3 separate regions of the Homo sapiens genome follow, and regions 1 and 2 are each linked to region 3. The links are chromatin contacts, found by Hi-C or POLR2A ChIA-PET in ENCODE. All regions are on one chromosome and are shown on one strand. The core of a region is the stretch at or near the end of the contact, and the rest is flanking DNA. Distances in the headings are between cores, read along the strand shown. Region 1 holds the start of CBSLR (CBS mRNA stabilizing lncRNA). Region 2 holds the start of NEK7 (NIMA related kinase 7). Region 3 holds the start of CDC73 (cell division cycle 73).

Evidence for each region. A loop is a pair of places that touch in the nucleus more often than their neighbours do. ChIA-PET counts read pairs that join two places held with the same protein, here RNA polymerase II (POLR2A). Pooled maps may share reads with other maps.
Region 1: a map of naive thymus-derived CD4-positive, alpha-beta T cell shows a loop between it and region 3 (5-fold over the local background). The contact joins the promoter of CBSLR here to the promoter of CDC73 in region 3. A Hi-C loop is called at or near these places in 1 of 168 maps with a recorded cell type or tissue (naive thymus-derived CD4-positive, alpha-beta T cell) and 5 of 50 pooled maps. POLR2A ChIA-PET finds 5 or more read pairs at or near these places in 1 of 52 experiments (activated CD4-positive, alpha-beta T cell).
Region 2: a loop to region 3 is called in a map of CD4-positive, alpha-beta memory T cell, with 9 times the contacts of the local background. The contact joins the promoter of NEK7 here to the promoter of CDC73 in region 3. A Hi-C loop is called at or near these places in 2 of 168 maps with a recorded cell type or tissue (CD4-positive, alpha-beta memory T cell and naive thymus-derived CD4-positive, alpha-beta T cell) and 10 of 50 pooled maps.

Annotation. Positions count from the first base shown.
Region 1 is chr1:185,316,046-185,319,279 of GRCh38, forward strand. It overlaps CBSLR (CBS mRNA stabilizing lncRNA), which reads left to right and starts at 1,407. Exons shown (of 4, transcript XR_007066771.1): 1 at 1,407-2,232. It overlaps IVNS1ABP (influenza virus NS1A binding protein), which reads right to left and starts at 1,198. Exons shown (of 15, transcript NM_006469.5): 1 at 908-1,198. RefSeq lists enhancers at 524-1,137, 1,787-1,886, 2,137-2,216 and silencers at 627-686, 1,147-1,456.
Region 2 is chr1:198,155,372-198,158,587 of GRCh38, forward strand. It overlaps NEK7 (NIMA related kinase 7), which reads left to right and starts at 1,627. Exons shown (of 10, transcript NM_133494.3): 1 at 1,627-1,905. RefSeq lists enhancers at 813-872, 2,303-2,352 and a silencer at 1,463-2,062.
Region 3 is chr1:193,120,676-193,124,133 of GRCh38, forward strand. CDC73 (cell division cycle 73) reads left to right here and starts at 1,356. Exons shown (of 17, transcript NM_024529.5): 1 at 1,356-1,656. The coding sequence starts at 1,526. RefSeq lists enhancers at 853-1,499, 1,404-1,473, 1,500-2,144, 1,744-1,793 and a silencer at 1,164-1,243.

The sequences.
Region 1 (3,234 bases), core at 157-2,656, 7.8 Mb before region 3:
ACCCTAGGTTCAACCCTCAGCCTGATACCTTCCTATCATCAAGAGCTTATAATCAGAGACACTTAACCAAAAGCGTGGAGGGACGGAAAAAGAGCAAATCTTGCCACTGATTTCTTTCATAAAAAAGAAAGAGCGTCCCAGGCCTTCCTCCTCGCGCAGCCAGGCCGGCGCCCACTCCGCAGGCTGCGAGGCGAGGCCCCCAGCACCCGCACACCCCCGCCCCGGATTGGCCAGCCCCGCAGTCACTCAGTACCGACACGTCAGGGCAGCCGCTCCCTCCCTCCTCCCGCCCCCTTCTCCCCGCGCTTGGCAAGAAAAGCGGGCAACGTGGAGCGGGAACAAAGGACCCCGCGGCCCACGGCGATCGGGGACTCCGTGCCACCCTACTCCAGGCCCGGGGCTGGCTGCCCGCCCACACGAGCCGAGTCTCGAGAGCTCTTCCAGAAGAGAATCCCAAACCCCAGGCAAACCCGAGGCGAGGCGTCCGTTCCTGACAGCAAGAACGGGGAGTCCCGCGCCCTCCTTCCGGCGGGTCATCCCCGCCCGCGGCGCCCTAACCCAGGCCCCCCAAAACCCTTCGAACAAAAAACTCTTGTTCCTCCCAGCCTGCCTCACCCGCGCCAGTGTAGCAAAGGGGCTCCAGCCTCCGCGCTCTCCGAGGCGACCGGCGCCCGCTCTCGGCCGCCAACGCAACTTGGCAACCATGGCAGCGCTGGAGCGCGGGCCCAGCGCGGCGCGGGCTTCACGTCCCAGAGGGCGGCGGCGGCCGCTTGGGGCTGCCTCCCCTGATGAGGACACCGCTTCCGCGCCTCCCACCCTCTTCCCATCCGCCGGCGCCATCCCTTCTTCTCGGATTCTAGCCGCGCCGTCTCCCTCATCTGTCGTTCGTAGAACCAGCGCGTATTACCTGGTTCATCTCTGAAGAGATGGAAACATTCATTTCTAGAGCTTCGATGGGAAGCAGGAGGAAGCGGGCGGGAATCGGCCCAACGGAAAGCGCCAGAAGGCGGCGGAAGACGGGAGCGGTCAAGTAGAAGGACGAGGGGCCAGTCCGTGGAGACTGAAAGGAAGGGGGAGCGCCACCGAGAACTCGCGGGAACTCGCTCGCTCGCCGATACAGCCGCGCCGAAGCAGCAGGCGGAGAAACTGCGCCCAGCAGCTCTGAGCGACCGACCTCCACGCGCGACCGGGAGACACTGCCTCCGCCGCCGCCGACCGCTCGCGCCGCACCCCCTCGCACGTCACCACGTGCGCTGCCGCCGCCGACGCCTCCCAGCCCGCTTCCGTCTCGAATCCATCTGCAAATCACAGGCGAGCTCCATAAAGATCCCACTCTAAGCCCCGCCCCACCCGCGGCCCCGCCCACATCCCGCCCCGCCTTCCTCCCTGGTCTACTGGGGTTCCTTCCTTCTCGGTGTAACTAGGTCAGCGCAAGGTGATCCTGAGGAGATAGGCGGCGCTCGGGGGGCGCCCTCGTTCCTCTTATCGCGCCTTTGTCCCTCCCTCCGTTCCTTGCCCCGCACCCTCACTTTCGCCGCCCTGTGCGTTGCCTGTCCCGGAACTGGTTCCCTCAAGCCGCCCTCACCTGTTCTGACTTCCCCTCGAGGCACAATAGCCTGAGAGATCAGACGTGGGAGATTAGATTGCTCGGCGTCAGACCTACTTCTAGGCAACCCCCCCTAGACTGGAGCTGCTCGTCGTGGACATTAGGATCTAGTTGGGCATGAGCCCTTAACTTAAGGGTCGGGGGGGAAGTGGCGGGTGCGGAGAGGAGGCGTGGAGAGTGTGAGGAAGAAGAGAGGCACTCTGAGAAGAAGTCGAACAACTAACCCCTCATTTGGCCTGGTTTGGGTGAGAAGATTGAGTCACTTGGGGAAAAAAATATTGGAGAAGTCAGAGAAGGTGTAAATCAGTGGTGCCACAAACACCAGTTTACTTCCACTTTTCACCCCCCGGGTCTGTTTTGTCTGCGTGCAGCTCTCCTCGTGTCGGAGACGCTGAGTCAGTTCTCTACTGGTCTTGCCCTCTTCCGGAAAAAGAAAACACACCTGAGAAGTGGTAGTTCCTATCCTAACCTACTGGGGCCCTTTATACCAGGTGCCAAACTTCATTATCCACCCCACCACCTTGCCCGGGAGGGAGATCTGTGAAAGCGAAACGTGATTTAAGCTGGGATCTGGCAGCAACTTCGTGGACTCTGAAGGGCACGTGGGAAAGGAGTTTTGATTGAAGGTGAGGGATTTAGTGAGGTAAAATTATATCCAAATTAGAGTTTGGTAAAGGCTTCCAGGTTAATGTCCTGTTAACGCTTATCCTGATTTGTGGAGGACACTTAAGCTGTCTAGGCCTAACCTTGTGTTTGATCACTCACCTTAATTTGTAGACATTCTAGGAGCTCTTTGTCAATGCCTCTTACCATTTTTATCATTAACTATTTATGCTTATAGAAGCAGGAAAAATAAATTGTGGGAGCCTTCATCTGCAATAGGTTTACAACTTTTTTTCTAAAATCTTGAGGCAAGGAGACTTATTCCCCCGCCCCTTTTTTTCTCACAGATTTCTTGTATGTCTCCCTCGCCCCGCCCGCACCCCGTCCCCCCGCCCCCGGACAATTAATTGTAGGAGGAAACAAGAACTAAGATGTCTATTCGAGTGATTTTTTATATCTTTCTTAAGGAGAAAAAGACTGACATTTGACACTGTGCTCTTGTTTTGTCTTGCTGATAATAACTGACAGCAATGTTTACTTTTCTTACAAATGAAACTATCAGGGTACGTACTTTTAAGCTCTTTAATACAATGGGTTTCATCCTTCCAGTGGGAGAGTATGAATTGCCCACTCTGCGTAGACACATGACTGCTGGCCTGTTGGACACATGGTCACACTTGCTATACTCTAAATAGTGTCTTTGTGACCTGAAACAGTCAACACTTTTCTTAAAGCTACAGTGTGCCCACACTCATTGTATTTTTGCTTTGTATGGAATTTCAAATTTACTTATTACCTTCTCTATGAATAATAGCATAACTTATGCATTCCATTTATGCCTTTCAGGGAACCTGATGGTTAATTTCTACCTCTTAAAGTAACACATTATGTTGTAAGATTTTGCTCTTAATATAGCAGTCCCCCTTATCCTTGGTTTCACTTTCCAAGATTTTGTCAACCATGGCCCAAAAATGTTACATCACTACTCTTGCATTTGGGGGGTATTATTACATAAAATGATAGTT
Region 2 (3,216 bases), core at 377-2,876, 5.0 Mb after region 3:
TAGCATCCTCCCTCCCCATGTCTCCCTACCCTGCTTTATTTTTCTATGACTCACCATCTGGCATAGTAGGTATTTATTGGCTTTTTTTTTTTTTTGGCCTTTCCGACTACAATATAAGCTCTATGACAGCAGGCACTGTATATCTCGGTGAGCTGTTGTATCCTCATTCCTTAGAACATTGCCTAGCCCATTTATGAATATTTGTTGAGCCACATGAATCAAGGCCTCCTTTTGAGATCGTGAACGTTTTCATTTATTTATTTATTTTTTTGAGACGGATTTTCGCTCTTTCACCCACGCTGGAGTGAAGTAACGCGATCTCTGCTCACTGCAACCTCCTCCCCGCCTCGGGTTCAAGCGATTCTTTTGCCTCAGCCTCCCCAGTAGCTGGGATTATAGACTCCTGCCACCACGCTCGGCTAGTTTTTGTATTTTTAGTAGAGACAGGGTTTCGCCATGTTGGCCAGGCTGGTCTCGAACTCCTGACCTCAGGTGATCACCCCCCCCCCCACTTGGCCTCCCAAAATGCTAGGCTTACAGCCATGAGCCACTGCGCCCGGCCATTTTTCTTTTTAAAAATAAACTTTCCAGATCTTAATTTCATGGCTTTAACATTTTAAATGTTTGAGGTATAATCTACTCATTCTTGGCTCTAATCTTTTTGTCAGGGAAGTTAAACTAGTGAGAGACCTATGAACAACAGCAACAATTTAATGAGCACGTCTTATATGCCAAGCTTTGTGGTTAAGCACTTTGCTTTATCTCACTTAATTCTAACTATGGTCCTAGAGGTTGGTATTACAACTAATCTCCTTTTACAGAGAGTTACTGAGACTTGGAGAGGTTAAATAACTTGCAGCCAGGTCACAAAATTAATCACTGAGTTGAGACGACAATTAAGGTATGGCCGACTCCATACTGCCTCCTAGCCGTCTCCTCGAGTAGTTCATGCCCTGTTAACTTAAGTCGTGAAGCTGCTGGTGTCAAAGCATTCCTTTTGCAGTTTCGTGTACTAGGGTTCTGGGTGATTTTGCACATATTTATTTCAAAGATCCTCCGTACCACACCAGGGAGTTTACCTTCTGGAATGTTGTTGAAGCCCCTGTCCTCTATGCTGGGACACTTTCATGCAACGTTTGCTTAGCCAGACTCAGGAAAACGCCTTTTTTTTTTTTTCTCATTTCCCTGCACTCCACATTAAACACAGAGGTAGTTTAAATCACCTGGTAAAAGAAGATGGGATCACAAACGCTGTGGTCCAGAAGGGAACATCAGTAAGTCGGTTCACCGCTTGCAAGTGGGGGCACTTACATATAAATGAAGAAAAAACAAGTTCTTAAAAAGCAGCCGACCCTGGGTTCTTAAAAAGCAGCCGGGGAAGAGGGCTCAGGGGACCGGACGCGGTGCCCCGCACCACGCTAGGCCTGACAACCGGAAGAGAGGGGCCAGGAGGGGCTCCTCCAGAGCGACTTCGGCTCCAGTAGGGAAACCGCCGAGGCTCCCCCAGCTCCAGGGAGCGCCGGGGACGCAGGCGGGAAGCCTCCATCGGGCAGCCGGCCTGGACTCACGACGCGGGGTGGGGCCGGCGCCCGCCCCGCCCCTCTCCTCGGGGATGCCGGGATGTTTACACTCCTGACAGCGGCGGCAGCAGGAGGAGGATCGGGAGTCGCGGGAGGATGGGCCGCCGCTAGGCTCGCACTCCGGACGCGCCTCGCAGTGCGCAGGGTGGGTGCCCCGCGCCTGCAGCGTCCGCCGGGGCGGCGCGGCGGGAGGTGGCCGACAGGCTCCGGGCCTCGCAGCCTCAGCCCCCGGCCCAGCGCGCTTTCCGACGGCGGCGCCGCGCCGAGCCACCCGCCCGCCCAAGGTCTCTCGCGGGCGGGAGAACGGAAAACTCCCAACTTCCTGGTGAGTCGCTGCCCAGGGTTCAGGCGCCCGGACCGGGCAGCTCCTGCCGGGAGGGGCCGCCTGCGGGAGTCGGGCCGGGAGAGGGAGGTCGGGACCGCGCGGGGCGGCCTCCGGGATACCCTCGCTCGGGGTAGGTGGGGCGGGGCGCGCTGCGCTCGAGGCGGATGGGGGTTTCGGTCTTGTTCGTTGGCAGCGGTGGGAGGGGGCGGCAGGAAACTTCATACCTGGCCCCGGCTCTAGAGGCCCGAGGCCGCCAAGGGCGCCGCGGTAACTAAGAAACTCCGTGGCCACGGCGGCGGCGGCAACAGGTCTTTGGTTTCGGGACCCGAGGAACTTAAGCGAAGTCCCGCCTTCCGGCGGATGCTCATTGGCGACGTCGGTTATTTATCTCTCGCGGATTGGTGAAGTCCGTCTGTCAGGATTCGGCAGCAGCCCGACTTAGGAAAGTGAAGTGCGCTGGGAGAGAGTGGGTGGTGGGAGCCGGCAGATAGGGGAGAATCCGAAGTGGCTTCAGAAGTACAGGGAGCGTGAGAGGTCTGTCGGAGAATGAACTTGGGAGAGACTCGGGATTACAAAATGTCGGAGAGAGGGATTGCGAGGCAATAGCGAACATTGCTGGTGATGGTGGCAATGGAAAAGAAATTGAAAACTGAGGCCAAAGTCAGAGAAGGGTAGCCAAAGGAAAACAGAGAAAAGTGACAAGACCGTATGACCGCAGAACAGTGTAAGGAAGCGAGCACAACCTAGAGGATGCTGCCTTGAGAGCTAAAGAACTTCTGTTGCCTCTGTTACACTGTAGGCCTTCACTCCTAAAACCGCAGCATCCTCTATTTAGTCTTGCACTGGGAGCGTACTGGGGTCGCGGAGAGATGATGTATCGTGTTCTCACCTTGCTGTAGTCCTCACTGGGGAGAAATGCTAAAAAATATACTTAGTTTACAGTAAGATACATGTTACTGTCCTTGCGCAATTCTGGTGACTGAACTGAAAATCAGAAATACACAGAAATAAAATGATTATTCTCCTTTGAGGTTACTGAGCTCAAGGATGCAATTGAAAACACCACATTTCCATAGTTTGTAGAGCCTAATGTACCCATCATAATGGGAACCACTGTTTCTAGTTCCTCCTCCAAGGAATTTACAGTTTCAAGGCTATGCACACTCCCTCCAGGCGACAGCAGTATGTCTTGTCAGGTTGCATTAGAGAATTAAAGTACAGAGTATGTGTATTATAAATATGTTCTGTTCAGGACCTTGAGCTGCTGGTGGTGTGGTCGAAGAATGGCATAGTCCTTGCACTCAAAAGCTA
Region 3 (3,458 bases), core at 106-2,605:
GTGCTCTGACACAGGTATGAATAGAGAATGTGGGGATAGGTAATTGTAGCCATTTCTTTATAATGTGTGTGCTTGGGGTGAGATTCAGGAGAATACTACGGGGTGAAAACATTGGTGGAACAGAAAAAAATTTCACAAACTAACAGTTGCAGAATGGCTACAGATCATATCGGAAATGAACCACACACTTCTGTATCTGTAGTCCTCTGCGTTGTGAAAAGATTGACTTTTTTCAAAACAGGTCAAGGAATTTGGTTATGTCAAACACAAAGTTGCCTCTTTTTTCCTTCTGACATGGTAAAAGAAAAAAAACAATCCCATAGGATGTGTTTGGTTGGCCATAGTATATTGAACTTATCTTAACCGTCTCAAAACGCATGTCAAGGACACCACTGAGACTTCTGAGTACCATTTAAAAAATTGGGTAGTCTGGAAGTGTTCTAAATTGGACCGTTTGGGGTTTCTGTTAGGGCAACTTTCCCATTTACATCTTGGAACACAGCCTTTTGAATATAGCCCTTCGGGATTGGCGGGGAGAAGGGACCGCGATGGAAAAAGTCATCATCCAAAGAATGAAGAGGGAGGATCCAACATTTAGGATATTTTATTGACTTGCTAGGCGCGTTTACCTTATCTTCGTATTAACCCCATTTTCTTCATTAACCAATTGATGCTGTGAGAAGCTATGTAACTTGACGAGCAGTGCCCAGAACTGTTTTTTTTTTTTTCTGGACTCGGTCTTTTCCACTCAAAACCAACAAAAAACCAAAACTCGTTCTTTTCCACATCAAAAGCAAACAAAAAACCCCAACCCCAACCCCAAGAGCCCCACTCTTTCAAAAGGGCTTCTCCGGATCACTAAGTCCTAGAGGTCTTTGGCTAGGCCTGGGTCCGATCTAAATAGGAAGGTAATTCTAGTGTTCCGCAAATCCTTGCCGAATTCCATCCCGGCCAAAGCAGGGACCCGGGGGAGCCTCTGGTCGCACCCGAGACAGTTCGTTAAATACTCAGTGCACGTGCTGGGGATGGAAGTGCTGACCCACTGCTCAGGTACGCGCGCACCTGACGCCGCTTGGTGCGCGCCGCGGGGTACTGGGTACGTGCTCCGCGCGCGCGCGCCCGGCAAAGTTCCCCGTACGTGCGCCGTACGTGGGCGCGGTGCCCCAGCGCTCAGCGTTTCAGCGAGTGAGTGGGCTCCGTGCCCAGCTGAAGTCTGGGAGGGGCACTTTTCCAGGCGGTCGCGGCTCCCCCTGGCGGCGGATGTGCCTCGCTGGAGGGGCGCAGTCAGGCGTTCTCCGCGGGCAGCCGGCGGCGGGGCCTTGCCTTACAGCGCGGGGTCCTCGGCGGCCTGGGTGGCTACTGCCCCTGCTGCTGTCGTAGGCGAGGACGGCTGTTAGTGCTGCTGCTGTTGGTTCGTCGCGGCGGCGAAGGAGGAGGAGGAAGAGGGCGAGGCGACAAGAGAAGAAGGAGGCAGGCGCGGCGGCAGCGGCGGCGCCCCGAGCCGGCGGAGGCGAGGGGGGGGAAGATGGCGGACGTGCTTAGCGTCCTGCGACAGTACAACATCCAGAAGAAGGAGATTGTGGTGAAGGGAGACGAAGTGATCTTCGGGGAGTTCTCCTGGCCCAAGAATGTGAAGACCAACTATGTTGTTTGGGGGTAAGTCCGGCATGGCTGTGGCCCAGGGGTGGCAGGGCAGAGTTGGGCGCCCCCAGGCGACCTCTTTCTTAACCCCTCCCCCCGTTTCCCCTGGGGATGGGATAAAACGGGTGTTCGGGGAAAAGAAAGTTTCTCTCTAGAGCAGAAGTTGCACTTTTAGGGTAAGGAAAGAAGGGGCGGAGCTCTAGAGCAGTTCATCACTTAAAATTTTTGAGAAGCCCAAAGGAAAGGTACCGTGGGAGTTTCTGACTTTTACAGTTAATTTTTATCAGTAGGTATGTGTACCAGCGAAGTGTGGGACTGGTGCGCAAGGGATACCTGAACATAGGTGCACAAAGGAGCACACCGTCTGGTGCCGTAGACGCCTCTTTTTGTTCTTTATTTTTTTTTTCTCTTTTCCAGGCTGCTATGTAACTATCTCCGCTGGTCTTTGCAACTCCTGGTTTATTTCATCTCCTTTCATTGTTGGGGTGGGGGTGATTCCTGTAGAAGAGAAAAGGGAATCAACCCTGAAGTTAGGACCGGAAAGAAATTTGGTGAATTTGGAAGAGTCATAAAAGTCTGTGTTAGAGAGGTCTTCAGGAGTTGGTGAAATGAGTGAGCTTTACAGATCTAAGAAATAGATGGTGCGTGTGATTTTTCGGAAGTGTATTTTAAAGGGAAATGTTTGGGAATGTTGGTCCATGTGAAGTTTTATCAGTTTAAGTCATTCAGGAAAACTTCTAGAGACGGCTCTAACAGTCATTAGGGGCCTTTTTAATGATGTCACTGTCATTGGTGCATCGCTTCTAGAATTAGAACCTTGAGCTACAACTTCCCTACTCATTTTGTTTCTTTGAATGGAAGCTTTATGAAGAGTCGATGAAAAACTAGGGAAATTTAGTTTGTTGGTTGGTATTTATTTATTTATTTTTGAGAGGGAGTCTTGCTCTGTCGCCCAGGCTGGAGTGCAGTGGCGCGATCTTGGCTCACTGCAATCTTTGCCTCCTGGGTTCAAGTGATTCTCTTGCCTCAGCCTCCTGAGTAGCTGAGGTTGCAGGCCCCCGCCACCATGGCCGGCTAATTTATGTAGTTTAGTAGAGATGTGGTTTCACCGTGTTGGTCAGGCTGGTCTCGAACTCCTGACCTCAAATAATCTGCCCGCCTCCACTTCCCAAAGTGCTTGGATTACAGGCGTGAGCCACGGCGCCCTGCCTATTGGTTGGTTTTAAAATTTTTTTGTCTTATGATTTAATTAGCTTTATAAAATGTTGATCAAATGACATTCTGAGTTTCTGGTATTTTACCCTTTCGAATAATTTGCATAGGTAGAATTACATGTGGTTGGATTTTTAGTGAATTTTTTTTTTTTTAGACAATGGCTAAGGAGTACCTAGGGTGTGAAGTGGTTCAATCTGAGGATTAAAAAAATTCCTAAGACTCTGGTTTCTACCTCAAAGGAGGTTAACTTAGTCTGAATAGAGGAGATTAAACAGATAAGTTGATGTGAAATGCTTTCTATAAGTTGATGTGAAATGCTTTCTACAATAGCTTTTGAAGACAGCAGTCACTTCTAGTTGGGGTTATTTAGGAGAAGGTTCCATAGAATTGTCTTTGGCAAGTTCACATCCAACAAAGTTTTCTTGAATGAATGAATGAATGAACAAACAAGCTTTAAAGAATAGGTAGGAATTCTCTGGGCTAAATGATGGGTTAAGTCTTCCAAGATGAGTGAACTGTATACTTAAAGGCTGTATGCTTAAAGGCATAAAGAACTGGAAAGTAAATGTGTTGACAGCAATCCAGTGAAGCCAGTGAAAAAG